2 separate regions of the Mus musculus genome follow, and region 1 is linked to region 2. A link is a loop called in an ENCODE intact Hi-C map of the cell type or tissue named here. Cell type or tissue: left cerebral cortex. All regions are shown on one strand. Each heading gives the region's core, and the rest is flanking DNA. Links, peaks and the distances in the headings are about the cores only.

The links. Peaks named below come from ENCODE experiments on the same cell type or tissue, not always from the same donor. Only the 100,000 strongest peaks of a DNase experiment are listed, where the experiment ranks them.
Region 1: a loop joins it to region 2, with 2.1 times the contacts of the local background. A loop is called at or near these places in 4 of 42 quality-filtered maps.

Annotation. Positions count from the first base shown.
Region 1 is chr16:34,524,033-34,540,190 of GRCm38, forward strand. It overlaps a transcript of Kalrn not described here. Among named protein-coding and RNA genes, the nearest start is that of Kalrn, 18 kb to the left of the region's middle. In left cerebral cortex, for the core only: CTCF peaks have their summits at 6,193 and 7,659 (motif pointing right); DNase peaks (open chromatin) are centred at 6,156, 7,689 and 11,349; H3K27ac peaks cover 450 bases.
Region 2 is chr16:34,658,608-34,674,765 of GRCm38, forward strand. Ropn1 (ropporin, rhophilin associated protein 1) reads left to right here. Exons shown (of 6, transcript NM_030744.2): 2 at 8,077-8,204; 3 at 11,290-11,407; 4 at 12,494-12,655. The coding sequence starts at 8,089. Among named protein-coding and RNA genes, the nearest start is that of Ropn1, 15 kb to the left of the region's middle. In left cerebral cortex, for the core only: CTCF peaks have their summits at 8,567 (motif pointing right) and 10,946 (motif pointing left); DNase peaks (open chromatin) are centred at 8,564 and 9,109; H3K4me3 peaks cover 569 bases.

The DNA of each region.
Region 1 (16,158 bases), core at 3,731-11,730, 130 kb before region 2:
GGAGGAGAGGCCCTTGGTCTTGCAAAGATCATATGCCCCAGTACAGAGGAATGCCAGGGCCAGGAAGCAGGAGTGGGTGGATTGGGGAGCAGGGCAGAGGGAGGGTATAGGGGGCTTTGGGGGATAGCATTTGAAATGTAAATGAAGAAAATATCTAATAAAAAAAGAAATTAGTGATCTCTAGATTTAGATTGTTTATATTCACAAAACAAAACACTGGGAGTATTCACAAGGACCTACTGCTAATGGTTACCTTGGAAAAGTGCCTTGGCAGATAGAAAGAGGGTTATATAAAAATACTTAAAATATATTGAATTTTTAACAATGTAAATGTGTTGTATTTGCATACATTTTAAGTTCTCAAAGACAAAAGTGAAGGTAAACTTTTAAAACCATGAGCAATGCCAAAATAGCATCCAAGAGACAAATGTTTGCCACATTTGCATCAATACATAATTCAAAGGACAAATATTCTTAACTTATAAGAAACTGCTAAAAACATTAGAAAAAAATAGTAAGTATAAAATATAAAGTATAAAAATAAGTAAATATATAAACAGATAATTCACAAACATGGAAATGGAAATGTCTGAGGAAAACTGTAACTAGGAAAACACAACATAAAAATAATAACCAGGCCACATTTTACCCATCAGCTTGGCAAAACAAGCAAAAAGCCACAGTCATGCTGGAGAGTAAATTGATATAAGATTTTTAGACATCACCTTGGCAGAACTTATTAACATTTCTAGCATGCATAGCTCTCAGCCCAGTAATTCTACCTCTAAGACCCTCACCTACTACAAGATCAGTACCCATACACACCGCAATATATTCAATCAGTAAACCAAAAAAAGGCAAAAAGAGGAAGAGTAATCCAAATGACTAACAATAAATTATTAGTTAAGATAAACTATGATAATTATATTTAGAAATGTTTAACAAGGACAAGCAGTTTGATATGTTGCAACATGAAAGGATGTCTATGCTCCATTCTGTGTGGAAAAATGTGGTTTGCAAAATAAATGGCGATATCTGTATTATTCTACTTTGTGAACACACACACACACACACACACACACACACACACACACGAGTATATATTTCAGTGTGTGTCAAGAGAGCTCTGATAGAAAATTCACCAAACTGGTAGGAGAAGCTATCCCTAAGGAGTAGGGGATTCACTCAGAGATCTTTCTATGCTTTCATGGTGTAACTTTGTAGCATAGCCATTTGTTCCTCTGGTAATTTTCACAGCATTTCAGGCTGACAAAAATAGAAATCCAGATCTTTTTTCCCTCGGGGCCAGGCAACCGTTTCCTTCTCCACTTCCCACTCACAGGATACAGAATGTGAGATGGTTTCAGACAGCTCCCAACTTGGAATCACCACCAGGCTTATCCACCTCAGTGGCTGTTAGATGAAGTCGCACTGGTATGTCAGACATTTGCCTTTCACCCTCTGCTCTGCTCCACAGCCTTGGCTTGCCACAAGAATCCAGATGAGCACTCTGTGAACTTAAAGAGTTTCAGCAGGAGCCACAGCTCCTCTCAGGCTATTCATTTATCTGCCGCTTACAAATCTTAGGAGAGTTTGGTCAGTGAGAGCAATGTTTCTTCTCAGGTCCCAGTCCTACCCAAGAAGTGACTAGAGCAAAGTTTCTTAACCTCCTTAATGCTGCAATCCTTTAATACAATTCCTCGTGTTGTGGTGACTGCCCCAACCAAATTATTTCATTGCTACTTTATAACTGTAATTTTGCTACTGTTACAAACTGTAATGTAAATATCTGATATGTAGGATATCTGATATGTGACCCCTGTGAAAGGATAAGGGGTCAAGACACACAGGTTGGAAACCACTGCTATACAGGATTAGAATAATTCTGAGGCCACAGGGATGGCAATGAGGACAGAGCAGTGTGGTCCCTTTGTGGCATCTGTCAGAAATAAGGTGCTGAGCGTCATACCGTGCGCTCTCTAGTGGAGCATCCCTGCCTTGTGCTACAGGCTTTGACTAACCCACATCCCTATTCACTTGGAATATTCGGAGTGTGGGAAGCTGCAAGAAGTGGCAGGCGGCACAGACTAGCGGAAGATGATCACTGATCATGACTGCGTCTCCCATAATGCATCTCTCAGCAGACACCTCGAAGGCAGGGAGTCCAGGGGAAGAGAAGGGGCTCTCAGGGTAGATGTGGCTCCAAACAGATGCAGATGGATAACTCACAAACATTGGGGTACAACGCTGGCCTGAGGTAAGCCCTGAACCTGAGTTCCATCTGTCATATTTTACTGCTTTTTATCTCAGACTCAACAACTATACCCACGTAAGAACATGCCTCTCACAATCTTGGAATTTCCAAGGACCCCGTTGAGAAGCCACTCATCTTCCCTATCTTTATAACCAAAAACAGAAAGAAAGAAAAAAAAAAAAACTCAAAGCCAAAAATCCCCAGACCTTCATGTGTCGTAACTAAAAACACTCAGTAAACAAAGCCAGTCCTTGGGCTCCCTTGGGGAGTAATTGTCTAAGAATGCTTCTTTACTTTCAGCTGGTGAAAGAAAAAGGCACAGACGTGCTAAGACTGTGCAGAGCGCATCTTGAAAACATTAATTTTTCCGAACACCAATGTGTGGCTCACGTGCCTCATCAGAGCAGGCAGTGACGGGCAGTGAGAAGAACCCTAAAGACACTGGTTTTGCTGCTGGGACACACAACTACTGAGGAAGTGGTTACTGTAAGCCCTGGGTACAGGATAGAAATTTATAAGGCATGGGGGCAAGATCTGGCACCATGCCTTGGCTCTGAAGCTTGGGGTTGGACCATCAGTTCTGAGGAAGGTAGAGAAAAGGCGGAATCCATCCTTCCTTCCATCTCTATTCCTGGCCAATTGCTTAGGACAAAGTTGTCAATCACCTCATCTACTCTCCTCCAGCCAGTCTTTAAGATGTGCAGCCCCAGCAATCATTGCAAGTGGCTACATCTAGGAGAGGTTGCCCCTCTCCTGAGTTGTGGCCCCTAAAACATTTCCCCTTCTTCTCCCCACTCAGAGATAGGAGCCATTCTTGTAGCTCCAGGTCTGTTCACAAGAAACAAGACAAAGCCAAGCCATCCACTGAGGCAAGGAAAGAAAGACTCAATAATTAGAACATGTCAGAGGCTCTGTCAGTGTCAACTAGACATCCTCTAAGCTGACTGCTACCACCAAAACCTAGGCATATCTAATTGCATGCCAAGATCCTATGGGGGAGTACAGAGAGGGGTGGGGAGACAGAGAGAAACACGAGAGGAGAGAGAGAGAGAGAGAGAGAGAGAGAGAGAGAGAGAGAGAGAGAGAGAGAGAAGGAGGAGACAGAGAGACATACAGACAGAGTCAGAGAGACTGACTGATTTATGCATTATCACTACCTAGACTCTGGAGGCAACCACCCTCCTATGTCAAAGCTACCTCCCATAGTCATGTGATATCCATCAAATCACTCCACGTTTCTGTGCCTCCAATTTTTGTGCAAAATGAGGATGTTAGTAACACCTAACTAAGTTAATAAATATAATAATACACCCCACCCAGCAGGTACTACACATGAGTATAAGACAGTGATGATCACCATGGTGTTGCCAGCCTATACTTTCCACACTAAGCTGTCTCTTCCCTTTAGACCATCACATATGCTCTTCACAGGCTTTGGAAGGCTGCTCCCACTCTGCCTTCATCTAATTCTCTAGACCCACAGGAAACCTTCTCCGGGCAACTTAGTTGGGCCACACACTGGCCGTCCACAGGACCCTATGACATTTAAGCTCTCTCTGTGTCCTTCTGTCCAACCGACTCCTGTTCATTGTCCTATGTCAAATTTCTGGCTGAGAAAAATCTTTGAAAGGATAAATAGAGAGTGAATGAAGAGCAGCTCTCCCTTGTTCAGCAAGCACTTACTATGTAGCCACTTACCCTGAATCACATCCTGAACCATGACTGAGAATACAAGAAGGAACAGAATACCCTGGCTGCTAATCACAAGCTCTCAGCTGCATCAACAGTTTGCCTTGCAGCAGCAACTCAAGGTGAAAGGGGGTTGACCGGGATGGAACAGCTAGACAATCCTGCTTTACTCAGCATGCCTTGGAACATCCTTGGGGCACCAAGGCTGGGGATATGGGAAGAGACAGGAAGTATCTAGCTTTGGAACCTAATTTTCAGTATCAACCTTGAGCTGACAATGTTGCTTCTTATCTTCTTTCCCAGGCCTCCATCTGTTCTGTCCCACCCCCCCATACAGATGGGGTCCTACTCCTATTACATAAAGCAGTTCCTGGACTACTCAAAGTGCCCCTGTGCAGGGACTTCAGGGAGACCCTGAAGTAGTGCAAATACAGCCACAGTCTAAGGCCCTGGCCTTGTTGAGTCCTGGGCAGTGACTACGCACTTAGTCTAACCCCTTAACAACAGCCAGACTAAGAGGAGAATGGACCTGGGCAATTACTCATCCCATAGATAAACATAAGATATAAATATGCAATTAAAGAGTTTATTTTAGGGGGGAAAGAATAAAAGAAGGAGTGGAATGGCCCAGACCAAAGCAAGAGGTCAAGCAGATACAATCTTTCAGAGAGAGAGGAATGCAGGTTTGTCTAGGGTGGGTTTGTTTAACTTGAACTAAGCAGTTGAAACCTTGACTCTGTTCGCCATCCCTACGTTTGAGGGGGGAGGGGGAAAGGAGGAGAGGGTTAGAAAGGGTGGCCTTTTCCTTATAAGGTGATTTATCAAGTACGGGCCCAGCTTATCCAAGAGAAACTCTGGCTAGTTCTGCAGATTGTCAGACTGTGAACAACGCAGAAACTGAATCTCTTCCATCCCACCCACTATTGCCTGCCATCATACCAAGGGCTTCCCATAATGCACTGCTCAGGAAGGACACTGCAGAGTGCAAAGGGACAACAGTTCACATCTGTGTCACTTCTTCCATTTTGCAAGCCTTACCTGTTTTTAGGTTTAGGTTTGTTTACTAGTTGTTTGGCTTTGCTTTCTTTTTATTTATTTTGTTTAAATTAAGTAAAAAGAAATAGCAAGAAATTTTGTCTGTTTGGGTTTTGCTCCGTTTTTAAATCTTGTTTCTTTTGTTTTTCTCCTTTGAAACAGAACAGACACCACTCCACTCCAAATAAGACCACTTGTGGAATCCTAAATAGCTGGATACCTGGCCAAGACGCCACCAAACACTTCCTAAGCCCAGTTAAGGAAAAAGGCAACTTAACTTCCAGTAACAGAAAAACTGAAGTAACTTTTTCCTTCAATAGATACTCAAAGTTATGTTTTCCATCTTAGTTGTCCTAAAAGTAAAGGAACACTCTATCTTTTCTTCAGTGGAAGTCCAGGTGTGGCAACTTCCAGAAGGGTAGAGGTACACAACCTAGGGAGCATGGGAACTATGGGGCACATCACCCTGCTGGACTCAGGTTCTACCATCAGATGAGTTTGAAGACAGTCCGGAACATTGTAACAAGTTCCGACAATGGACAAAAGTGATCTGGGTACTGCCCATCATCCCCTCTCCTCTGCTAGGTAATGCAGAGTAACCCAGCAAGGCCTGTGGCTGAGTGAACACCCTATTTCCTCTTTCAGATGGTGGGAGCATTTGAGGATGACTATATGTCATTGCACAAACATATGAATGCCAGCCTGTGTGTCTGTGTGAATAGTCTAATATACCTGGGTGTAGTATCAGCATTTGGACATTGGAAACAAGAACTTTGAGTGTATCAGGAAGCCAGCCATATCTCAGCCACCAGCTTCCTTTGGAGACAGTAGACAAGAAGTACATGGGTGAGAAGAATAGTCAAAAATAGACAGCTATTTCCTTCTGGTATCTTTGGGACTGAGTGTATTCTTATACGGAAGTACATGGAAGTATATAAACACACTGCTCATTGAATAGTTACCCAGGATCTACTTTGAATGACACTCACCCTAAGGCAATGTGTGCTGTTCTGACTTCACTCCATGACGACAGTGGACAGGAGAATACTGCAGAACATGTATCTGGATCTCTGCTAAGCCCATGGCAAATGTCCTCCAAAATATTCTTGTAGATAATTGAGTATGGGTACAGTTGTGAGGAGTCGCTGCAAATGATTGCAAAAGACCCAAGGGCTTTTATTACGAGAAACACTTTGTGTGGAACAGGGCTCTCTGGTGGTGGCCACAGATACCACAGCACTGCCCCCTCAAGTGTTTCTTTAGCTTCTTTAAAAATGTTATTTCCTCAGATAAAGATTATGCCTATAATATGGACAGATAATACAAACCTGGTATAGTGGACTCAATACTATAACAAATGACCGGGCAAAGATATAAGACTCTCGGCAAATCTGAACACCTGAACAAAATCAACAGGGGCAAACTCTGTGTCTGGCGATCTACCCTTTAAAGCGACGCACACATCACTCTGAAAGCCATTCTCACCTTCTGCATCTACCTTAGTGAAACACTGTACACAAGACGCACGCACGCTGGCTGACAAACATTCTCAGGAGCAGGATGGCTTCGAGGATGCAATGTTAGACTTGCCGAAGCAATTGTGGAATATTTACACCAAGAAAACTATAACCGCACAGAATATTTTCAGAGCATGTTTCAGGAAGAAAAGTTGATATATAAAGCATGATATGGTAACCTCAGACTGGTAGGCATAAGCCATATACAAATACACAGTGACGCCCACAGGGTTTCCCCATCACCGGAAGCCTATTCCCAGACAGAGCCTCGGTGGCCATTCGCTGCGAGAGAACTATGGCATTGCTAGTAATATCTAAAATTCAGAATGTAGTCATTTTGGTAATTGTATAATTACAATTTTTCCAAGTCTTGCTTTTATCCAAAGGGGGAAAGTTAAAAATATAGGAGATTATACAAATTCATTGGCTTTCCATTATTCAAAAGTTTAGCACTATGGAAATCTAGCAAAAGTGCTACCTCATGGTACAGAGAGTGTCCCAGAAGTCTGGACAGACCCTGAATACCAGAGTGTCACTACACTGATGACACCTGGAGAGCTGAGCTGGGGCCAATCTCAGCAATGCAATTAGGTGGGGACACCAACAGTACGACATCACGAAACAAATGGCTATGAGGAATTTGGAAAGCTTGACATTGTCCTGACTGACAGCACTGCCACTGTTTAACCTCGAGACACGACTGCGGGTACAACCAGGTCCCTTCAGATATTTGAAGGGCTATGGAGATAAGCCACAGTAAACCTTTTTAAGGCAGTTAACTTATTATGGAAATTTCCAGAGGCAAATGCTAGAACAAATAAATAAAAATGGTATTTTCCTTCAAAATTTATATGTGTGTGTGTGTGTGTATACACATACACATATACAGAGAGATACATATGCATCTACAAATAAAGAAGCATTTTAACTGAAAGAACGAATGGTAACAAAATAGTGGGAAATCATGAGTTTCCTATCATTGTAAATATTAGAGTAAGAGAACTTTTTTTAAAAAAAAAGCATGTTGGTTTCATTCCAGATAAATCCAGACAATTTTTAAAGATCTCTAACATTTCTAATATTCTGTGATCCATTCAGAGACAGAATTGGTTTTCAATGTATGTACCCATTTGATTCCAAATCCCTCTAGTGGTATTCTCTGCCAGCAGGTGGCAGCAGATGCCTTGGACGCTGGGTTCTATATGTTAGGTGTGGTCAAAAAATAAATGAGCACAGTTTCCAACAGTTAAAAAAGGGGGTGTGGGAGAACACAAGTCCCAAAGTAGCTTCCTTCAAAAGAACAAGCAAGCATAACTAAAAAACATGTCTAACAGTATACAACAATACTTTTTTTTTTTTTTGAGACAGTCTTTGTAAGCCTAGGTTGACCTAGAATTTACTCTATAACCAGGCTGGTCTCAGACTCTGGAGAATATCCTGCCTCAGCCTTCCAAGTGCCAGGATTACAGCACACACCATCACGCCTAGGTTTTGCATGTTCTTCTTGATCTCTGAATTCCTCTTGATTTAAAAAAAAAAAATCCTTGCTTCCTCTGCAGCTGCACATCACATCCATTACCATAATCTTTCAGCCAGACCCAAAGAAAAGAACCTTCAGGATGGTCAGAGAAGCATTCTGGCCATTTCCTGCTTCCAGCTCCCATGCCCAGCATCTCCACAGCTGAAGCTACAAAATAAGCAGGAAACATACAAAAACAGTGGACCTCACCCGGATAGCATGAAAGTACATCATTACCATTTTCTAAGCACACGAGAATTCTTCCCTACCCCAGCCCCAAAGAAAGGAATAAAGCCCCTGCTTTACCCCACTCTAGCCTTGGCTCTCTGCTGTGATGTCATTTAAACTCTGCATACAATCAACAGTCCTAGTCCAAGTGGCAACCAGAGACAGACAAATCTGGTATTCGTGAAGTATTTTGAATAGGGCTTGTAAGTGGACAGAAATAAATAATATTTGTTGAACCAGCATTTAAAGCAGTTACATCATGGTTAATCATGGTCTTGAGTCAAGGTGCTATTGACTGTTCTAGTCTCAGGTCAAACAGTCCTTCTGCCAGGAGCCCTTGAGCTATTAAGAGCATGTTCAGTTCCTCCGCAAAGTGTCAGGCATACACTCTGTACCTCCCGTGTCACACTTCTGCATCTGCCCTAACTAACACCACTCTACCACAAACACTTCATTTCCCTCTTACAATGCAGCATCCAAAGGCCTGAACTGCGTCCCCAAATACAATAGTCCCCCATATTCATGAAACTATTTTTTATGTGTATAAGCATTTTGTCTGCCTGTATGTCTGTGTACTGTGTGCATGCTTAGTACCCACAGAAGCCAGAGCAGATGGGACATCAGAGCCTCTGTAACTGGAATTACAGTTGTAAGTCACCATGTGAAAGTAGGGATCAAATCCAGGTCCTCTAGAAGAATAGTGCTCTTAAACTCTGAGTCCTCTCTCCAGCTCCAGTGAGACTCTCTCTTATAGAGAGGCGTTATCAATAAATCATCAATATGGTACCATTCCGCCAAGAGCAACATCCATTTGACAAGCATTTCCCAAGTGTCTATAGAGCTCGGGGTGGCACAGGGGAGGTCAAACCTGCATCCCGTTCTCAGAGAGCTCAAACTGAGAAAGAAAATGAAGGCAAGAACACAAACAACCATGCATCAAAGTATGCCCAAGAGCAAAGTTGGGCTTGGTGGTTACATATGTGTAATCCCAGGATTTGGAAAGGAGAACCAAGGGGACCAGGAGTTCAAGGTCAAATGCAGAGACCTAGAATTTGAAGTTGGTTAGTTTGAGACTCAGTCTCAAAACAACAGCAACAACAACAAATGTGTATATTAGAGAACAGAAAACCAGAAATTACCAATAGATATGTGCAAGAGGTTGACGTATGGGATAGGTAATGATGGTGGTCATAGCTACAAGGTCCCTGAATTGCTCTTTTAGTTGAGTGACTGTGTGTGCCATGCCAAGTGATTTACACAGATAATCACATTTGTTCCTCAAAACAATCCTATGTAAAAGCTTCCCAAAGTAGTTAAAAAGCTCAGCGAAGTCAGGGAAACTACCCCAGATATCACAAGCCTCCACCTGGTAGCGCTGGGTGCCCAAGCAGCCAGGCTGATGAACAGGGCAGCCACACCACAGCACTTGAGAATCTAGGACGCTAGGTTAAAGCACTGCTACCACACATAATGAGAACATGCCGAGACCCAAACTTGTACTTACAAAGATCAATCAGACAACAATGAAGAAAGCAGACAGAGGAGTCAGGCTTGAAGCCTACTGCAATTGTCTCATTGTTGTGTCCTGAAACTCGTGAACAGAGAACATGGCAGCAGGGCTAGAAAGGGGGTTCAGAAGTGAGGAATTCCAGGGGAAGGGTAGAGACGATCAAGGGTGATCCCAAAGTGTGTTCCTGAGTGTCACGACATGGAAGCTTGTCATGAGAAGAGGAGGGAGGAGTGGGGCGTGCAGATAAATTATATCCTTGGGAGCTTCAAGCCAGCTCTTCCCCATTCCCACCTCTCCCTAAGCATTCTTTCTATCTTCAGGGCCCTTCTCAGCATCCCTAACCGTCTCCAATCAACTCACCAAAGCAGAGAAGCAGGAATGGGGCAGGGGACATTATGTCACTGAACATTTCATGTCTATGCTCCCCTGGCCAACACAGCCAGCAGAGACAATGCCTAGTCAGGGGCCTGAGGAAGGAATTCTCCTTCACTGACTTCCTGACCTTGGACCAGAAGCTCTGTCTCTCTGGATCTCGGTTTTGTTTTGTTTTGTTTTGTTTTGTATCTGTAAAATCTGAGTTTGGACCAGAATAAAAAGTTGCAAGCTTGGATATGCATAAGTCAAACTCATCCACAAATAGACTGTTTCATCAGCATAATAATATACTTTAATAGAATTAGCGTCCATACTTGAAAACCTGGCCACTTCACAAAGACAGAGTGTCTCTGCAGCCCTTCCAGAAGCACCTACAGTTGGCTGGGCCCCACATTCCTACATGTCCTGCATCAGGTGAAACCAGCTAGAACCCACTGTTCCTCTCAGGTAGGGCACCACCCTTTAGTTTAGCATAGAGTGCCCCACCCCTCCCCTCCCCTCCTAAAGGTGGTTGCTCATCATTTAGTCCTCTCCTCTCCTCTCCTCTCCTCTCCTCTCCTCTCCTCTCCTCTCCTCGCCTCGCCTCGCCTCGCCTCGCCTCGCCTCGCCTCGCCTCGCCTCTCTCTCTCTCTCTCTCTCTCTCTCTCTCTCTCTCTCTAATTTTGTTGTTTTTGTTTTGTTTTCAAGATCGGGTTTCTCAGTGTCCTGGAACTCACTCTGTAGACCAGACTGGCCTCAAACTCAGAGATCTGCCTGTGCATGCCTCTGCCCCCTGAGTGCTAAGATTAAAGGCATGTGCTACCACCACCACCACCACCACCACCACCACCACCACCACCACCACCACCACCTGGCCAGCCGGCCAGCCATTATTGGCCATTTTAATCAGTACACTTATGGTCTGTCCCCAACAGGCATCTGTGTTCATAGCCCCTGGAGAAGATCATTTAAAACGCCAGCAAAGTAAGGCCCAGGAATGAGGGGCAAGAAACTAAAGTACAGAGGGCTAACGGTGAATTCTCCACAACGGGGCATGTAGGCTGCTCAGTGGAGCTGCAGGCTTCTGCCACAACTGATAAGGATTCGCTCACAAGTGTGTCAAGCCTGCCCACTCCCCCTCCCTGACATACACCCCACCAAGGAGGCGCAAGGCCAGATGACATCAGCCTTGGGCACAGTCAGAGAAACCCCATCATGAAGCAATTTGTTTCCCCAGCCACTCTAATTTAACAATTAGCTTAACAACCCTGGGCAGGCACTTGCTGCAGAAGCAGGAACCGATTCTGATCGGTGTCAACTTCAGCCTGGAAAGGGACTCCACCCCTTCCCCAACCCCACTGCCCTTGCTTCACAAGGTCCTCACTCAGACACGGTCTGGATATCTCAGAAGATATCTAGACTAATTATCCCTGAGACTCCAGTTGGCTTTTCCTGTGCCACTGAAGCCCCTCTCTCTAAGTTGGCCCTGCAGAATTTTGACCTAATCCATGAAGCATGTTGGGCCAGAATGCTCAAAGGCTTCCTTCTGTGGCTCTTTGAGGGTAGAGGTGCTAGAAGGATCCCTGAATGTAGATGATGGTACACACAGAGAAGCACACCTCAGGACTGGCAGCTTGAGACATCCAGGGTACACACACAGCTTACCAGAGGACAAGCCTCAGAGCTGAACTCACCCTAACCCAGACAGCATATTCAGTATCCCCCCGCCTCACCCCCCACATCATCAGAGGACCTCTGGGGGTGATTCAAGATGCTCCTTCCCTCAGCTTGTCCTGCTCCTAACCTCAAGACCTTTCTCAAGCTGCACCCTAAACCCGAATGTCAAGGTTCAGAGAGAGACAGATGGAGATGTTGTAAAGCAGAAATTGAAAAAAAAAAAAGAAATGTTGATAATGTCATAAGTCCACAGTAACCTGGAGGCTATTTTAAAATACAGAATTCTAGGATAGATGGGGTTAGGCCAAGGCCTAAAATAGCAGACCCTCAAAGAGGAAAGCATCCCCGTGTGACTAGGTAGACATTTCAAAGAGACAGAGGAGGAAGAAATGGCATGTAAAAATGGAACAACAACTCCGGAAATTAACCAGGCCAAAGATAAAACTAAGGGTGTCCAGTGCCATACAGGGATCTTTTTATTCTATCAAAGGGAGACGGTAGGGCAGAGCCAGTTGGTGACGCTATGGTACAAGGCATATCCTAGAGAATAAAGGGTTCTTCTTGACTTACCCTCCACATCAGGCAAGAGAGAAGCTGGTGCTGAGCCTGTAACCAGTGGAACCTGCCTGACAAGGGAGCTGTAAATAAGTCACCAGGACCATATGGCATCTGCCTGAGTCCTGAAGGAATTCAAGGGTGAAATTGCAGAGCTGATGCCCAAAATGTGTAACCTCTGATTACCAAGTCACTCACGCTTGCCATTGGCAGTGCGCCCATACAGTTCATTCATAAGACAGGGAGCCAGTGAAGCCTCATCTTCATACCGGGCAAACGGACAGAGAAGGGACTCAGAGGAGCCCTACTAAGCACATGAACCACTTAGAGCTGTGGTTCTCAACCTTCCTAATGCCGCGACTCATTAATACCTTTCTTCATGTCATGGAATAATCATAAAATTATTTCTGTTGCTACTTCATAACTGTAATTTTGCTACTGTTACGGATCATTATGTAAGGACCTCTGTTTTCTGGTAGTCTCAGAAGAACTCTGTGAAAGGGTCTGGTGAATTTAAGGGGTCGAGCTCCACAGGCTGAGTATCACCGACTTGGAGAACTGATAACATGGTGCTTATGAGGGCAAAACATGTTATACAACACAAATTCTTGAAAAACTAAACATATGTGAATTAGAATCCATGAGAGTCCTTCATATGTACTTTTAGGAAATTATTGACAATGTGCTATAATAAAAATTTTTTAAGTTTAATATTCATGAATTTTTTAAAGATAATTGACCTTTAAATTGTGGTAATTGAGACCAGAAGCAGCAAGAGATGATAAATGGGGGGATAAAAAAAGGAGATTAAAGAAAGGAAGAAATTATATATTTAAAAGGTATTACGGGTCATATCAACCAGCTCTGATCTACTATATAGACCACATTTGACCTCAGCTTTAAAAGGGTGGGGAAAACGCTGCGCCTAATTAGTGATCAAACAAGGTTGCTACCATGTGAACAAACCCTGAGCTGTGTAGGAGGACAAAGAATGGGAGCTATAAGTTGCCCTCTTCCAGGCTGGAGCAAAGGCAGGACGGTCGCTTTGTCCTCTAAGAACTGATAGGAAAGGCAGCTGGGTTTCAGTGTGACGGCCTCCCCACTGAGTCACATTTCCAAAAGTCTCCTCTCCAGATGGCTCCGTCCCCTCACCTTGTGATCATGAGCCATAGAAGCTACCTATGCATGGAGAGTGGGAGCCAATCCTACAACAAAAGCTTCTTGAAAACTGTCAGGGAGACTATCCATCAGTAAAGCCCATCTTTACTCCCTTCACCTACAGCATCCATCCAGGTCATGGAACTCTGATTTTATACATCAAGCTGTTCCCAGGAAACTCAATATGATGCTATTGACCAAGGATTCTAACACAACAAAAAGAGTAGATTTGCCCATTTCTTTATAATAAGTTGTTATTGCTTCTCTGTCTTTACATGCAGCAGAGAGTTGAGACCTCACATATACCATCCTTTGTCTCTAAGTTCCCTAGACACCTATGCCTATTACCTATTCAATTTATGCTGCTCCTAAGATGGGTGACTGTCACACGATAGTAGGCATGCAACAATCTCTCAGCCTTGGCCCACTCTCTACTCATCCAAGTCATTCCTTCAAAACTAGAGGCTACACACCTCCTTCCTATAGCTATCCTATAGCACCATGGCTACACACCTCCTTCCTATCGCTGTCCCCTAGTGCCATGGGACCTTGAAGTCTCTCTGTCTTTTAGGTTTGAGGTCAATGCCCTGTTGGACAAGACAGAAACAAAAGAGTTCTGTGTTACATCACATCGCCAACTATCACAGGGGTATAGTTAAGTTTATCTGCTTGAAGGACACATTCTGGAAGTCCACTGTGGGGATCCTCATAGAGACCCTTGCTGCAGTAACTGGTGCAAACTAGCAGACAATAAATATGACTAAGTACTAGCATCTCCTAAACAGAGATATGTTCCTTTCTTGCTTTTTCTCGGTCTGAATGCAGCCTTTAAAGGGCTTCTTTGTCTAAAATGTAACTGGCAGTCACTTGTCTTTTTACCACCTTCTTGCGCAGTATTTGTTTAGATCCACTCATGTATCATTTTGCCAGCTATGAAGTCCCTTCAATGCAACCTCATGGTGAATGCTCTTGAGTGAAGTGTGCCTGCCAACAGGTAGGAAGCCTGCAGCATTGCCTAGGACTGTGCCATTAATTGCTCCCAGGAGTCTCCACAAATGACGTTTTCTTTGATTACCCACCAAAGTAAAGGGTATGCACATTAAAACTAGACTGTTTTGGAGGGGCAGATCAATCCTTGGATAAGACTTGAATTAACCAAGGTCCTAAGGCTGTTTCATGAGCCAGAAGTTGCACTTATTGTCAACAACAACAAAATGCAGCATCCATGTGGCCCTGCAGTGCTCAGGCCAGCATGCGCAGTGTAGGCTGATGCCACAGGTAAGCCAAGCAAGCCATCACCAGGAAGTTGAACTCTTAAGTATGAATCAAGGCAAAAGAAGTCCACACAGCTCAGTGGTAGCAAACCGCTGATGTAATTACTCTAACAATAAGGCTGGGCTTGCCAGAGAATCTGGAGCCTGGGGCAGAGCCTGAACAGACATTCCCAGCTTCTGTTTCCTTAACTTTCCTTTCAGAAGTGCCCCTGCCAATCAGCACGTGATAGTCCCCCAGTCTGGGCTCAGTGCCCTTAATTAGGTTTTACATTACTAAATCACAGTCACATTTCGGTACTGCATCCCTGGCATTACACCCAGGTCACACTAATGAAGTCCTGCCCCTTCCTTCTAACATTTATAGAATGCCCCCGGCTGGCAGGGGTCACATCTATGTGGGAGATATGGATGTCAAATACAGACCATGCTTGCAAACTTTATATGCCTCAGTATAGGTGAACGCCAGGGCCAAGAAGTGGGAGTGGGTGGGTAGGGGAGTGGGGTGGGAGGGTATGGGGAACTTTTGGGATAGCACTGGAAATGTAAATGAAGAAAATTCCTAATTAAAAAAAAAAAACAGACCATGTCTATTCCATCTCAGTGTGGGAGCCAGAGAGGGCGGTTAACCTGCATCAAACCTCTCTGAACACTACCCCAATGCTAGGAGACCCATCTTCTACTTTATCTCATAGTTATTTACTATGTAAATATGTCCATAAACATACACAGGGAAGCCCTTCAGCTGTGAGGCCATAGGCACTCTCTTCACTGACAAGAGGCTACTTTTCAAATATTGGTTAGAGAGAGTGTGATGCAAGGAAGAGCAAGGAGAGGGATGGGGAGAGACAGACGAGAGGTAGAAGGGACAGATTCAGGAGCAGATCGGAACGGAACGCATCCAGCAAGCAGGGCACACTAAGCTGCTGTCTTCGCTTTATGGGGACTTGCAGGAAGAGGCTGTGTGTTCCTGGGTTGTATTTAGAAAATTGATAGTCATTACTTTAAATGGAACAGTTCCTCTGCCATGACATTTATCCTGGCCAATACCTTCTTTCTCACTCCCTGATGTCTTAGCCCAAGGAAGAACATTCTACTTTAGTCAGGAGAAGGACATTTGGAACCTGATGCAGGAAAAATATGTTTAATATGCCGTAAGTCTCCAACTCCTAAGAAAGGAAGACATTGTTAAGTGGCCTTTCAGGCATGAATAGACAGACACCTTGCCATTTCGAAGATCCCTGCCTTCTTATACAGACATAGAATTGATGTCCCTACTCTCTCCTAGGTATAAGTTGCAAGACAATACTCTTGAAAACAGCCCAAGCTTTGGAACCAGACAGCCTTAGACTCTGACAGCTTCTGGCAAATCAACTCCCCTCTCTGAGCCT
Region 2 (16,158 bases), core at 3,569-11,568:
GCTTACACAACCCGAGAGTCACATGACCAGCTCAAAAATATGGTGTTCTCTTAAATCTAACGGTTGATCCGAAGCATTAAAGGATCTCATCGCCCCGCTGACCTCAGCAAACTACTTCAGTCCATGTAGACTAAGGCACAGCTCCATCTCTTTAGGCGGGTCCCCACCCCTCCCCTTCCCCCAGTGCCAGCCCTGGGTCACTTGGATTTTTCACGTTTATTCCTCATCCCTCCCACTTTATTTAGAGAGTAATGAAGGTGTCCTTCGGTCAGTGTGATTATCTGGAATCTATTTCTTTACAATCAGAAAAGGTTTGTCTGCACTGTCAACTTGTCTCCTAATTTCTTCCCGGAGTCTGATCAATATTTTAGTTAAGTCATAAAAATTAGCTAATTGTTCCCCTAGCAACCAGCATTTTTCTAGATTACTTTGTAACGAATGTTAGTTTTACACTATATAAAAGCTCATCTTTTACCAGAAATCGATTGCAACAGCTACCAACAAATCTCTTTTATCACACAGCGTCATAAGACAATGAGGCCCGTTTCAAAGCAGAAAACGGGGCTCAACTTAGGAAAGATTTCTCTCCCAACCGTTGCCCCTTTTGAATGTCAGCACACAGGCATGTAAAACAATGACATGTAAAAACAAGCAAACAGTGTTCCTTTGTCATCTCCAGAGAAGAGGATGAAACCAGCAAACTCCTTCGTGTGGGTGGCTTGTTAGGGACACAGCAAAGAACAACTCCACCACAGAACAGTCACGCATGCAGATGGAACCAGCGTGGCCTGGATTGCATTAGTAACATCCTTTTAAGATGGAATTCACGGCCACAGCTGACGGAGCAGACCAGGGTGCCTACGGGAGCAATCGCAGGCATCCAGACCCCTTGGAGTTCGGAGAGCAAGGGACAGCACGAGAAGTTCTAACTGCTGTCGTGTGGCTCTGTCCGCTCAGACACTGGGTGACATCCAGAACATCTTATTGTCTTGCTGTGTCTCTACTTCTATTCTTATGTCCTGTGTGATTTGTTTGGTACTTCCTGGCAGGATAGTTGAAGTTCTCCACACATGCCTCTTCAGACACTCTAACTAGTGCATTAACCAAACACAGCTAGAGCTACAGGTTCCTCACGCTGCATGGAAACCTAGTGATTCTGTTACATGGAGAGTGTCACGCATCTCTGAACAGTGCTGGTCCAGAGCTGCCCTTCCCCTATTCCTTTTGGGTTCTTATGGGACCAAATGGTTCCCATATATGTTCATTTCTCAGACAGGTTACTACGATGAGAAACTCTGAGGTGGGAGACATCTTGGCTTTATTTCCCCATCACGTGACCATTTCTTTCTTTGACCTCTGGATGACGTAAACCACCATTGTCCAATTGTCACAAATGCTTTTTGCAGTTTTCTAGGGCAGTGCTTTTTCTAGTGTGGTTTAGGAGACTTCTGAGAGGCCCTGACTCTGTAAGGGGAGGTATAGGTGTAGTCAATGCTCTTTTTTGTGACATTATGGTCATTATACGCCACCTTCACTCTGAAAGTGCGCAGTGGAGATTCCAAACATGACAGAATATCAATAGAACATGAAGACTTGACTCTGTAGTAAGCCAGACACTGAGATACTTGGGAGAAGAGTGAACAAGGCCACTCTCTATCTGTAGATATTTTCATAAAAATATGCTATTTACATTAAAATCTGAGAAATTTATTTATTTAAATTTTTCAATTTGTTTCTAAAATAGTAAATGCTGATAGACTTAAGCCATTAACAGAAGCAGTTGGGAGGGAAGAGTGGGGGTGGGAAGGGATTGGAGGGGAAGGAACGGGAGTTGAATTGATCAAAATACATTATGAACTCTCAAACCAAAAAAAAAAACGTAAAAAATCCCACTCACAAAGTAATTTTTAAAAATATAATCCTGATCCTTTGGGGGCTGGCAAAATGGCTCAGTCAGTAAAGGGGCTTGCTGCTAAGCCTGAGGTTCTGAGTTCCATCCTTGGGACCCACATGAGAGAAAGGAACTGACTCCTCAAACTGACCTCTGACCTCTACAGGTGCACTGTGGCACATGTGCCCCACCTGATAAATACATTTCACTCACCAGAGACATTGTATCATTTGAAAGTTTCTGTTAAGGCTTGGCATAACTTACCTGGCAGGGAAAAGAATGTCAATTTAAAACAATTCTCTCCATAGATTCCTAAGTGAATTATGTTTCAATTACTGAGTGTTTTGTGGGTCTTTAAAAAGTGCTGAGCTAATATACATATTAGTATGCATAATGTATATATATATATATATATATGAGATATAAGATGTATATTGAGATATAAGGCTCTGGCTCTATATATATTGAAGATCCAGAGTCTCACACTGGCTGAGCAAGTGCCCTACTGCTGAGCTTAATGTTCAAGCCCAGGATTCTTCTTTAAGGCAGGAAAAGGTGTAGGTCAGGCATTCAAGGAGACTGTAGGCTTTGGGCTGCAGCAAACCACTGGTCAAAGAAAGTCAAGTCAAAGTGTTTGAAAAATTGAGCACTTAGGAAGGGGGACATTTAGAAAATGTTAAATGTAATGATTAAAATGGTAAGGTTTTATTATAAGTATTTCAAGAACCATATAATTAAAATGCTTGGAAGTTTTTAATAAAATCCATGTTAAGTCATGGATTTTATTGAGTTGATTGTATTATTTTTTTCATTTTTGTTTTAGAAGCAAACACGATATGTAATTTCTATAAGCAAAACAAAATAAGTCATTAAAAAAATACATCAAATAATCTGATTTGAAACTAACATCAAAAGCCAAAATCGCCAGTAATGGTGGTTCTGTAATCTTGGCACTTGGGAAGCAGAAACAGCAGGCTCTTGAGCCCATGACCAACCTATTCAGTGAGATCCTGTGGCCAAACCCAAGGATCGGGGCAGAAGCTCGGTGGTGGAGCCCTGGCCTTCCCTGTGCAAGACCCTGTTCTTCATCCCCAGCACAAAAAGCCCAGAATAGGGACATGAACTGGTCACAACTGAACAAATACAAATTTAATTATAGACAGATAATGATAGACTATAGAAGCATATACTTGGTTGCGAAGAAGTAATGTGAAAACTTAAGAGCAAATTTAAAAGACTATGAAACACAGATACACAAGGTTTGACACTGCGATAATAAATATATCACAGTTAGAGCAAATATCAGATTTACAGGGATGGCTTTACTGTCACGTACGACAAGGAAAGCCTCTATGCATGCCTGACAGCAGGTGTTACACATAAAACTTTAAGCACGAACAAACAAGAAGTACTGAAAACCTGGAACTTTACTGTGCCAAACAGCATCCAAATAGAATTTCAACTCCTGTACGACTGTAAGTGGTTGTAAAGTTTGTGTCACTATAAACTCTTTACAGGCGTCACGCTCTCGCTGTACACGTGTTAGCCATCTCCCACAGTCACTATAAGGGGCTCTGCTTTGGTGAATAGAGGAGACAGAGCAGGATTTAATGCAAAATGTGCAGCGCCAACCATATTTGCTACTACCCAGACTTTCTCGGAAAGCTCAGGAGGGTCTCAAGATGAGCACTGAGGTGGTGTGGGTTTGGATAGAAGAAAAGGAGGCAGCTCTAGAGGCAGTAACCTCCCCAGGGGAAAAGGGAAACAAAGGTATAAATTGTAAATACATGTAATTCCTTAGAAAGTGACTGCAGTGGATGGTGTTAACAGTAATGGCAAGAAATATGAAATTTAAAATATGTACAAATTGGGGACTGGAGAGATGGCTCAGCGGTTAAGAGCACTGGCTGGCTGTTTTTCCTCATGACCCAGGTTGATTTCTTAGCACCCACACGGCAGCTTACCACTGTCTATAATTCCTGTTCCATCATGAGATCCAACACCGTCACACAGACACACACCCAGTCAAATCACCAATGTACATAGAATAAAAATAAATAGCATTTTATGAGGACCTTGACAGTCTGGCTCTCAAATTGTGAGCAGGGCTTTCCGGTCTATGAGAAGCAGTGAAGACTATGGTTGTGACCATCCTGGGTAGGATGGACTAGAGAATGACCTGAGATGTGGATGCTGAGTAGGAGGATGCACAGTGGCTGAGGAAGAGCTGGACCAGAGAGGGAGGGTGGAGATAGAGAGGCGTGAACTGGAGACACATATCAAAGGAACTGTCAATGGGATTCAGCGGAACTCAACAGACTGGAGAGAATGCAAACCCAGTGCTTTGAGGCCACAGGGCCCATACACACACACACACACACACACACACACACACACACACACAAACACATGAGAGAGAGAGAGAGAGAGAGAGAGGGAGAGAGAGAGAGAGATACAGATGCAGAATTTGAAAGGGACCCCTTAAGGAGATCTCCAAGAAGATCCCAGGAAAGGATAAGCTCACACACTACAGATATTGGGGGAGGGGGGTTACTAATCCTTGTTTATGGGAGAAGGATGAGTTACAGGAGGAGACAAGGCAACAGTGCTAGAGATGGTATGTGACAGCAACGAAAGGGTCTCAGCAATAGGGACCCAGCAAGCAAAGGACTGGCTCATTTAACAGGCTGCTCCCACAAGCATTCAAGCCCTGTCTCTACCACTTTCCTCAGTGTTGCGATAAAATCCCTGACCAAAGCCACTTAAGGGAAAAAAGGGTGGTTGTTTTTTTCTTTTTAAAGATTTATTTATTTTATGTAAGTACACTATTGCTCTCTTCAGACACACCAGAAGAGAGTGTCAGATTCCATTACAGATGGTTGTGAGCCACCATGTGGTTGCTCATGACCTCTGGCAGAGCAGTCAGTGCTCTTAACCTCTGAGCCATCTCTCCAGACCTGAAGAGTGGTTGCGGCAGGACTGCAGGAGCAGGTGGCTGCTGGTCACATGTGGCATCTTCACTCTGGAAGCAGAGAGATGGGTGCTTGTGCTCAGCTGGCTGCTTTCTTTTTATGCAGCTGTGGGCCCCCAGGTCGGGTTGGTGCTGCCTACCATTAGGGCTGGCCTTCGTACATCCGTCAGCCTAATCTAGATGGTTCCTCATAGACGTGCATGCCTTCAAGCTGATTATAGACCCTGCCTAGAATCTAGATATCAACCATCATGCAGCTCATTGCAAAAAATCCATTCTGTTTCTTAGTTTCATCCTATGTAGAAGGATATCTACCTGTGGGCTGTTTTAAGAATTGAAAGTGAAAATGTGTTTATAATATCTAGCATGATAGTTGGCACAAGACACTCAAGGATGTAATTGATTACTTTTCAGAAATTGATAGAAAATAAGCGGAGAGAATGGAAAATTTTAAGAAAGTCTGAGCATCAAGGAAAGATAAGAGGAACAGGGGATATACTGCAGATGTTTGCTGGGCTTGGATCTCCTGTGTGTACCTCAGCTCTGAGCTGGTGGAGGCAGGAGAATCATTGGAGCTTACTAGCTTTCAGCCTCGCCAAGAAAAATATAAGCTCCAATTTCATTCAGGAAGAGGCCCTGACTCAAAGGAATAGGGAAAAGTGACAGTGGAGGACATTGATGCCTGCTTCAGGCCTCTGAGAATGCACATGGGGGCAAATACCCTTGAACACACGCTCAGGTGCATACACTCACATGAGTGTGAGCATGCGCGTGCACACACACACACACACACACACACACACACACACACACATACACACACTTTTCAAAAGATCCTATCAAGAAAAGTAAAGATGGTAAAATAGTGGAACCAGTTTCTTGGTTCCTCAGAAACGTGGTTGAACTTAACATGTGACCTAGCCAGCCTACCTCTGGTTACATACCCAAAAACGGAAAGCAGAGAACAATTAGATATTATGTACACGTGTTCATAGCAGCACTGTTAAAGTCCCCAAAAGATGCCAACAGCCCTTTCTAAGTGCCCAAACGGGTACATATTTATGGAAGGTCATACAAACCTAAAAAGGATGGAGATTCTGGTGCATGCTACAACATTCATGAAGCTGAAAGATGTTATACTTCATAAAATAAGCCAGCTCTGGAAGGACAAAGGTGTGCGACTCATGAGCATAGGGTACCTAAAGGTTCTCAAATTCACAGGATCGGAAAGGTGGAGTCATGGTTGTCAGTGGCAAAGAGAAAGAAAGCCTGGGTCTTTTGTTCAGTCACAGTTTCCATTTGGTGAGCATGAAAGGGCTCTGGAAATGGGTGGTGTTGCTGACTACACAACAGTGTAGATGAATGCATTGCCACGGAACTGTAGGCTGAAAAGGATTAACATGGCAAATCAGATATTTTTAATAATGATTAATAATCATTTTACCAGAGTAAGTTAAGATACACACAAATAAGATAAGCCATCTAAGACACTGTCGTTTACCAAATGAAATAGGTTGGAAAAGTCATCAAAAACCAAAAATATACAGTTCACAGTGCTGCACTTGGTGGCTAAAACCTGTAATCCCAGCAGCTGAGGGTGGAAACAGGAAAACGGGGGACTTAACTCAGAACAAATGAGGTCAGGGCCAGCCTGAGCTACCTGAGACCCTGTCTCCAAACAAAACAAAAAGAGCTTGCAACAGTAGCTATGGAAAACATTGTTTAAACATAAAAAAATAAAATGTGTAATATAAATATAGCTATAAATATGACAATGAGACATCTATGCAGCTACCATCTGGCTTAAACATGCAAAGTTGCTAGTAGTCTCAAGACCCCTCTGGTATTTTTCTGATGACATCCCTCTCCTCGCCAACTCTAGATTGTTATTCATCATCCCTAGTCATTTCTACAATAACTAGGGGAGCCAAAGCAATATCCTGGATTCCCACGGGCACCACGAGACTCCCCCACGGAGGTGTACTTCCAATTATAGATATATGTATCACCCTCTCATGATTATTACAGTATTTAGGGGGATCCCAAACAATGCCCTGCTTCCCCCTGGTTACCATGAGATGCCCTCATGATGATGTAAGAACGGCAGTAGCCAAAGCGTTTATCCCGATAAAGGAAATCTTTCCCTAAAATGACGTGCCGCGAAGTCTCTCTCTTGTCAGTGTTAGCATCTAAACCAACTATTGCACAGTTGGTGGCTTCTTTTCATCTTCCATCTTTCCTGTCTTTGTGGCCTTTCCAGGTATGACTGTCCCTAGAGTTTAAAAGCCTGCTCTGTTGATTTCTGTACATAGCTGACACATTTAAGGCCTTTTATTGTGGTTAGAGATAAGCACGCATTCTTTCCAACTGTCTTAGTTTGGATTATTTTGGATTGATAAGGATTGGGGGGGGGGCTTTTTGTAAACTCCATTTCTCCTTTTTACATATATAGTGGTTACTTTTATGACTTTTATAATCTTTTATATTCGTGAAAAATGTTAGTAAAATGTAGACATAGTTGGCTCTTTAAGAAGTCTAAAATTAAACACGATCCCCTTCTTCCAAATAAACAAACAAACAACTAAAGAGGAGTGGAAATGCCACCTCTTAAGACCACAGTCTTTTCTTCTCAGGGTTTTCCAACTAGGCATTGTTGGTGTAGACCTAAACTTACAGCTGACCTGTGGCTTCTTGGGGCTGTTTCTCTCCCCACCCCACCCTGCCCCACCCCACCCCCCAAAATCTATGGAGACAGCTCTCAGTGCGCATCACTACACACAGGCTATTGTTTCCGGTTTGAGTTCTCACACAAAAGATGTTAGCCTTTGCGCCCACACCAAACATAGTGGCAGCCAGAAAGGGAAAAGGAGTTTTTAGTCTGGTCTTTTGCTTTCTCTCCCCTCCTTGCACTGCCATTCATATCCAGCATTTGAGTTCTTTCCAATCACATTAGCCTCCGGGTCAGCTCAGATTCTTCGGGTTCCCTATTCTGCCTGCGTTCTGTGTCACTTGTATCGTGGGGACCACCCACCAGAGAAACCCGCTGCTCAGACGTGGGTTTAAGCCAATAGAAAGACTTCTAGACTAGCAGAAACTCCAAAACGAGTGTTAATGTAGGGTCTAGAGGATCTCTTATTCTAAACAGCTTTCTTACGTTTCATGATTGCTTAGGACTCAAATAAAATCCTCGCGTTCTGTTTGGTCCTGTTTGTAGGTCAAGCGATCAATGCCTCAGACAGACAAGCAAGTATGCATCCCACCGGAGCTGCCGGAATTGCTGAAGCAGTTTACCAAAGATGCCATTCGGACCCAGCCTCCTGATCTCATACAGTGGGCAGCCGAGTAAGTTGTTTCTCTCGGATGGCAGATATTAAGAAAGGGTTTGTGGGAAACCGAGGAGGTTGGCAAGCCTGCAGTCAGGCAGTGCAGGCAGGTTAGTAGAAACTGGGTCTTTAAAATCCACACACAAATGTATCCACACACAGAGCCCTTCCCTAAACTAGCCAGATTGAGTAGTAACATGAGAACAGTAGGCCAAGTGTCCTGGGGCAAATAGAATCAGTTAGCTTACCATGTCAGCTAGCACATGCCCGCCTAACCCATCCCTGCATCCCATCTGCTTTCCTGGTTGGAAGGAGTTTAGGAATCTGGCTGGCACCTCCGCTCGCCTTTCCCCGGTTTACACCTGCAGCTTGTTTTCCTTCTTACCGCTAGATGGCAGCAGTGCACCTAGTGGAGCGGTGCGCGATCCCGCGGGGAGGAGGAGGAGGAGGTGGGATCTCTACAAGCTGGTTTCCTCTGATTAATGAAACACCTTCTTTCATGGCTGTGGAAACACATACTTGGGCAAGACTAAAGACACTTTGAACCCAGTCTTTGGGGAGAAAATTCTTTTTTAATTGATTTTTTTAAAAAATTGATCTTTCCCGTCTGCATGAAGATGTCCAAGGTCACATGGCTTTCTGGGAACGGTTGTAGAGCTGAAGAGGTCAAGTCGCTCTATGGTGTGCGTGTAGCACATAGCACACTGGCTCCTTGAAGAGCCCCTAGAGGCTGCTCGGTGGGTGAGCTTGCACAACAGGGGCGGACTTCACCGCAGCGGCTTTGCATAGAAAGCCTCTCAACTATGAAATTGTTTCTTAGACACACGTGCCTGCTGGAAAGTGGACAGCCTGGCTTGGTGCAGGGGGTTGGGAGCTAACAAGACCGTACTCTGGGGCCTTTTCTAGATGTTTTTATTGCTGGATGATTACTTCCTTAGAGGTGTCTCTGTGAGAAGATACCTCAGACTGTAGAGGGAGGGGCTAAGGAAAGAGAACCTCCAGCAGGTGGTGAAGACATCTAGGCTGAGCCAGAAGGAAGCTTTTTAGAATGGAAGGAAAGTAATGCAGTCTAAATGGAGTTGCTTTGCCTAGTCATGAATCCTGTGTCGTTTTCTATCTTGAATTGTATGCATTACCTCTAAGATTGGACTTTAACGTCAGAAGGCTAATTTCTTTTGGCATAGTCGGACAGATTTTGTTTTATGCCATATGATTGCTTCAAACCGCATTTTAACGTCCTTGTGCTTCTGCATTATCGCAAGAAAAGTGACATTTCTCGATATTGTCCCTGACATTCATGGAGGGAAACTTTTCCACCATGGTAACCTGCTGGCTCCGTATTGTATGATGTGCTATAAATTTTTTAGACATCCGTGCAAGATCAGTTTGTACTTCAAGTGCAGTGAGAAAGAGCATGACTTAAGAACATTCTCCATCCAGTTTAGACATCAAAGGCACTTACCGGATCGCTTTCTGTGGCTTACAATCTTGTGTTCTAGCAGATGGAACAGCACCGAGTATCTCCAAGATAAAATAGGTATTTAGTTCATAACATGCAAGAATTTCCTCGACAAAGAAGAAGCCAGCTCCCCACCATCAGCAGGGCCTATACTGATTTGTCCTGAAGCAAGCATGTGAGGCAGCCGAAATCGAAATCGGTAAAACTGCAACCACGGAATCATTCACTTGCAAATACAATGCAAAGATACAGAGCAATGAATCCGTGGGTGTGGCTACATTCTCTAACCAACTATACTAACAACTCCAAAGCTATTTGGAGAGCGCCACATATCCACCCAGGCACTTCTGTGGGACGGGATGCTGTAGTATTGCTGTCCCCGCTTTAAATCCCCTCCCCCACCCAATCTGATTGTAAGGTCAGGCCACATCCCAGTCTGGGTGCTCCACTGTACCACTTTCACCCAGACACTGGTCTGTCTACAGAGATGGCTCATGTACAGGGTCAAAAGTGTCAAAGTCTTTCTACAGCCGCTCCCACTGAGGACCTCTAGCCACAGACTGGAAGTTGCGTGTTCTGATTCCTGTCTCTTTAGTTCTGTTTGCTTTGTGTCTCAGAAAAGGGCAGTAGTTAGCGCTGTCCTGTAGACTGACCCTAAAATGGGCTTCTGTAAAACAGCACCCTCCCTCCCGGTGTTTTATACTACCTGGTGATGGAGGGGCAGGAATAAGACTTTGGGTGGAGACACCCCGGCGTCATATTGCTCACGCCCACTCCCTGTGGCAGTCAGCTTCTTTCCATATCACGCCAATCTTGACATAGGGTTTGACCTATCTTTCTCATCACTCCCAAACAGAGTCCACCCCACGAGGCAGTAGCACACAGCAGGCATATCTAACTGAAAATTCTGAGGGATGAAAGAACAGGACTGCTTCATAGACACCACATCCACTTACGCCGTTCCCTTCCTTGCCATGCCTCTCCTCCCGGGCCTTCCTGAGGGCCTTGCTCAAGCCCCACACAGGCCTCACTACCTCAAGCCAGAAACCCTTTCCCACTCCCCCAGGAACCATTCTATCTGCAAGTATCTTCATATAATCACGGTCTTCATGCCTACCAGATCCGCATGAATGGATATCCTATGCATATCCTAGGATCTCTCTGTCTATGAAAATAAAACACCAGGGCTAGAGAGATGGCTCAGTGGTTAAGAGGACTGATTGCTCTTCCAGAGGTCCTGAGTTCATATCCCAGCAACCACACAGTGGCTCACAACCATCTGTATTGGGATCTGATGCCCTCTTCTGGTGTGTCTGAAGACAGCTACAGTGTACTCATATACATAAAATAAATAAGTACATCTGAAAGAAAAGAAAAAGACTAAGAAGGGAAGGGGGTGGGGATGAGATTCATTGGCTGTTTATTATTCTTAGAGGAAAATAAAACCTTTTTATACCCTGATCACTCTTCATTCCTTAAAGTGGAAATAACACAATCAAACTTTCCCCATTTGCAAACAAACCACAGCTAAATACTGTCCTTTATCTACTCAGCCAAAAAAAAAAAAAAGTGAAGTAAATTCATAAGTATCTAGAGGCCACTAAAACCCGGGAGCCTCCTCTATCCCCCACCCCTTCTCTTGCAGATATTTCGGAGCCATGTCCCGTGGAGAGATTCCTCCAGTGAGAGAGAGGTCTGAACAAATCCCTTTGTCCAACTGGGCTGAGCTGACACCTGAGCTGCTGAAGGTCCTGCATTCTCGGGTAAGGAGCTCTAGGGATGCTGCGGAAACTGAGCGGTTACATCAGGGCGGTCTGAACGCCCGCAGGCAGCTGGCCGTTAGCACTGCCCCCAAAAGCTTATTAAGTCCTGGCCTCAAAGCGACTTGTCCTTCAGAGAAATGGGAATTAGTGTGGAAGAGACTGAATCCTTGAGCTGTCCTGGGGTCATCACAGATCCCCCCCCCCCCCCCAGATCTCAAAGGATATACAGGGGCTCAGTGTAATGCATACCACCTGTCTTAAAGGGTATCGGCATCACACTAACAGGGCCAGACGATGAGAGGTCTACCGCAGGCTGGTGTAAAAATAGCACACCCTTCTTGGAAAACCCTTCACACATTATCAAAGGAGTTAGCCTGTGAACGGGGAAAAAATGGACTGGCTTGAGAAAAATCTGTGCTTTGGCCAGTTGTTGGGATACAGTTGAGCGGCATGGTGCCCCACATTAGGATAGAGGATAGGGGAGACTTGGGTGATTTGGGGCACACTCAACCTTGGGCTCAGAGGCCCTGGCAATGTGTTGGAACCTTAATGAGGTACCCGCATCATGGCTGCATCCTTAGCTAAGGGGAATCTGTCACTCGCCTTCACTCTTTAGATGCCAAGACTTCTGTGGAGTGAACCCAGCAAAGCTCTCAAGGTCCTGGGACCAAACAATGTTAGATACCTATCCTAAACCCTAAGGTCAGCCATAGGGTGCCACATGTCACTCATGCAGAGACAGGAGGGACACACATGAGATTCAATACAGAGAACTATGTGTACTCTAGGAGAGATGTCTCAGCCAGCCTCTAATGTCCCATCTGCCTTCCAGGGCCAACCTAAGAACAAAATTAGAGACCATAAAGGCATCATAAGAAATGAAATGGACTCTACATGGGTCTCTCTACCATAATTCTGACATCTGGAGTTTAAAAATATTAAACTACATCACAGCATTACAAAGACAATTGTCAAACGGGATTCGCTGGCTCTCTCTAGCTCCCAGTTTCCCTCCTTGTGCTGGGAGAACTCAGAGCATCTTGCTTGTGGTCCTCATGTGTGTTTTGTGTGTTCCCTGTCCCGAAGGTTGCTGGCAGACTGATCATCCACGCAGATGAGCTGGCCCAGATGTGGAAGGTGCTGAATCTCCCCACGGACCTGTTTAACAGTGTGATGAACGTGGGTCGCTTCACAGAGGAGATCGAGTGGCTGAAGTTTTTAGCCCTTGCTTGTAGCTCTCTTGGAGTTGTAAGTGAGCTTTCTTGTGTTGTGTGACAGAGGATAGAGGGTGGTGGGTGGCTCAGAGGTAGACAGAGACTGGGGGTGGGGGGCTCCAGATCCAGTTCTTAGTATACCAAAACCAAATTTTGAAATGCCCCATCATTTTTCCCTGGGCCTGGAAGAACAATCTATCAGCACCCATTCAGCTTTCTCAGATGATAAAAGCAAAGCAAAGCCAAGCAAACAAACCCCTGCCTTTCATGCCTCCTCCTGCTCTCTAAATGAAGGTCATTTCCAGGTTCGGCAATCAGAAGCAAGAACTGGTAGAAGGAGGGATGGCTATTATCAGGTTCTGCCAAAAGCTGGCCAATTTGGCTTTGGATTGTTTGTGACTTTCAGCCATTGCCCTCAGATTAATTTTCACTCTGCCTTGCCACGTCATTGATGACCTGAAGCTGTGGGATAAGATTTGTTTACTTGTGGGGTCTAGATACCTAGAAGCCAGATTGGTAGAGAAGGTACCACCAGGGGTGTTCAGCCTCATGGAAAACCACTTGTAAATGCTAATAGGTATGCGCCTCAGAAAAAAAGAGAGCAAGATTATCTTTTCAAGCAATGTTAAAGGAACAGGAGAAGGAGGAGAGACTTTTCAAAAATCAGAATCATGAAGAAAGTAAGCTCGTCTGAGTTCAGGCCTTTCTCAAATGTGACATGCTTGAAAATTGGAAAAGCCATTTTCCTGCTTTGAAGGAAGGATGCTGAAATTGGCTTTTATGTGCATTTAACACTGAGGTTATCATCTAAGTGGACTCCCTCTTAGTCACCGGTAATGAATGGAAACGGATCAGCTACTTGTTTGGAAAGCGAGTTGTTACTAATTGCTAAAGCACGGACAAAGCCAACAAAGGAACTCACTGCCTCTGCTCAGGCCAAAGGGGCTGGAAAAGTAACTTTTGTATCACACAGCGCAGCCAAAGCACGATCTTGGTCTTTCTTTTCAAATGTCTTTGGAACATGTACTTGGCATTTTTGTTTCTGTGTAAATTTAGCAGAAATATTGTAATCCAAAGTTTCCCGTGGGTTTCCCCTGCAATTGGCATTATAATCATTTCTCCAGAGAGAAGGAAAGAGACTATTTGTGGTTGGTTTTTTTTTTCCATTTTCTTTCATAAAAACATTATACACTGTTCTCCAAGGAGGAGAGGCGAACATAGCAGGGCAAGTGAGCTGTCAACTAGGATTGACATTTGCGGGGGGTTGGGGGGGGAGCCTTAAGGATTGAAAGAAATCATGAAATCACAAAAGATACTCTGAGACTGACTCTCTCTCTCTCTCTCTCTCTCTCTCTGGTGTGTGTGGGTGCATCTTGTAACTTAATCTATAGTTAATTCTGACCTTGATCTACCTCATCTTCAAAAGGTAGAGTAGGGAAATAATGAGATTTGATCCAACCTTAGAGCTTAGATCGGTGCAGCAAGGGAAACCACCTCCAGGCAAACCTTGTCTCGGGTTCCATGCCCATTCTGCCCCCAAGGTGGCATCTGACTGTTTTAGGACAGGGCTGAGCTAGAGGGTGTCCTTGGGACCCGGTGGAATTCACTGGGCTGCTGCTGTCTGGACACTTGCTGCTTGTAGCCTAAGCTTTTGCATCTCTCAGATGGGTCAAAGCATCATAATGCTCCCACTGGCTCACTGCAGGTCTCCCTGGTGTTGGCCCTTTGATGTTTTCTGTGCATTGTCCTCCCTGCCCCCTTGGCTTTGGTCCACTTCCTAGCCTCTCGCCACTGTGCAAATGTCTGAGTCATCATCTTGTTCCCATAGCTCGCAGTGGCCTGGGTGACTTTGCAAAGCCACATGCTGACTCCTTTTCTGTTTGTACATTCTGTACCTGGCAGGCTTTCTCTGATGTGCCTGCCTCCCAAACTGGGAGGCAGGTCCTCTTTCTTCATCTCTTCTAAAACAAGGAAGTTGGGTCAACCTTCACCTCTACCAAGCTGTCACTCTCTCCTACATATCTGCTTCCATCAAAACAGCCTTATGCCCATATCATTCCATCAAAGAATACCTGGGGCAAGCTCATCCTGGAAGTATATATAGTCTGTGTACCAAAAGCTGCGGGTGGATGAAGGAACCAGTGCCTACTCCGGCTTGTGTCATGCGGGAGTGTAATTGTGGGGTGGGTCAGTACTGTAACCAGACAGCTTGCCTTACCTAAACTCATATATTGAAATCCTAAGTCCCAAAGAGGTGGTACTATGAATGGGACCTTCTGTCACGAGAGTGCAATCCTAAGGCATGGGGACTAAGGAGTCTTAGAAACAGGGGTTGAAGGAGGCTGTTTGCCCTTTCCACCGTGTGAGAAGACATTGAGATATGCTATCTGTGAAGAATAGGCCATTGTCAGCCCTTGATCTTGAACTTCACCTCCAGAACTGTGAGCAATGGGTTTCTGATTTGTATTGAATCTTCTGAGTCCAATATATGTGGTCATAGAAGCAAAAGCAAACTCAGTCAAGGTATCACCATGTGGAGAGGGCTTGCATTCCATGTAACCCATACACCCTTGTAGACCAGTCTAGTAGACGCTTTTCCTTGTTTTGCAAGCAAGCTATGGTCTTTTACAGAAAAGTAGGTTTTGCTCCTGTTAGAAGAGTCTTCTGACCTCATAGGCACATAACACAGATATACATAGACAATAGCTGAAGATGAAATAAAATATTTTTTCTAAGTATGTGGACATTAGAATCTAAAGGCTTGTATGAATAATCACTAACTATTTAAGATCAAATATACGTCATGGGCTGCAAGGGCTGTGTTATCAACTTACTACACGCTAGGTGGTTTACACAACAGAACCATACTGTCTAACAGCTCTGGAGGCCAGAGTTGAGGCCACCTCTGCTGACATAGGAGGAGCTTTCTTCTGTGTCAGCCTAAGTCTGTATAGCGTAGGTCTCCTTCTTGCCATACTCTGCCCACGAGGCATGCTGTCCTAATCGTTCCATTGCGACTTAATTAGCTTTTGTACCGCTTACGCTGAGTGACATTTTGATTTGGTTTGGTTTTCTGACAGGATGGCCTTGAACTGTCCATCCTCCTGCCTTAGCTTCCTGAATGCTGCATTCGCAGGTGTGCACCATTTCATTCATTCCTATTAAGTCTTTAAGTCTCAGTCTCAGATTCTAGGATTTAGGACTGTTGTGCCAGGAAGCGTTCGTGAACCCCAAAGGACCACCAAGGAGCCAATTCCAATGCAATCGCATTAGGGTCTTTTTATTACAAGTTCCAGCTTGGGCTTCATGCCAACCCTGACGCAGGCCGGGAAGGCGGAGCCCCATGCCTAGTTTCAGGCAAGCATTTATAGAGGCAAACAAGCAAGCAAAGGGGTTTCTAGCCTGGCACACATTTGATTGGGGGCCATTTTATGGCCTTTAACATAATTGGCTGGTGCTGGGAGCCAAACCATAAATTTAACTTCTACTTTTCTCTTGATTGGTAGTTGTTAGGAAGCCAGGAGCAGGCTTGTAACC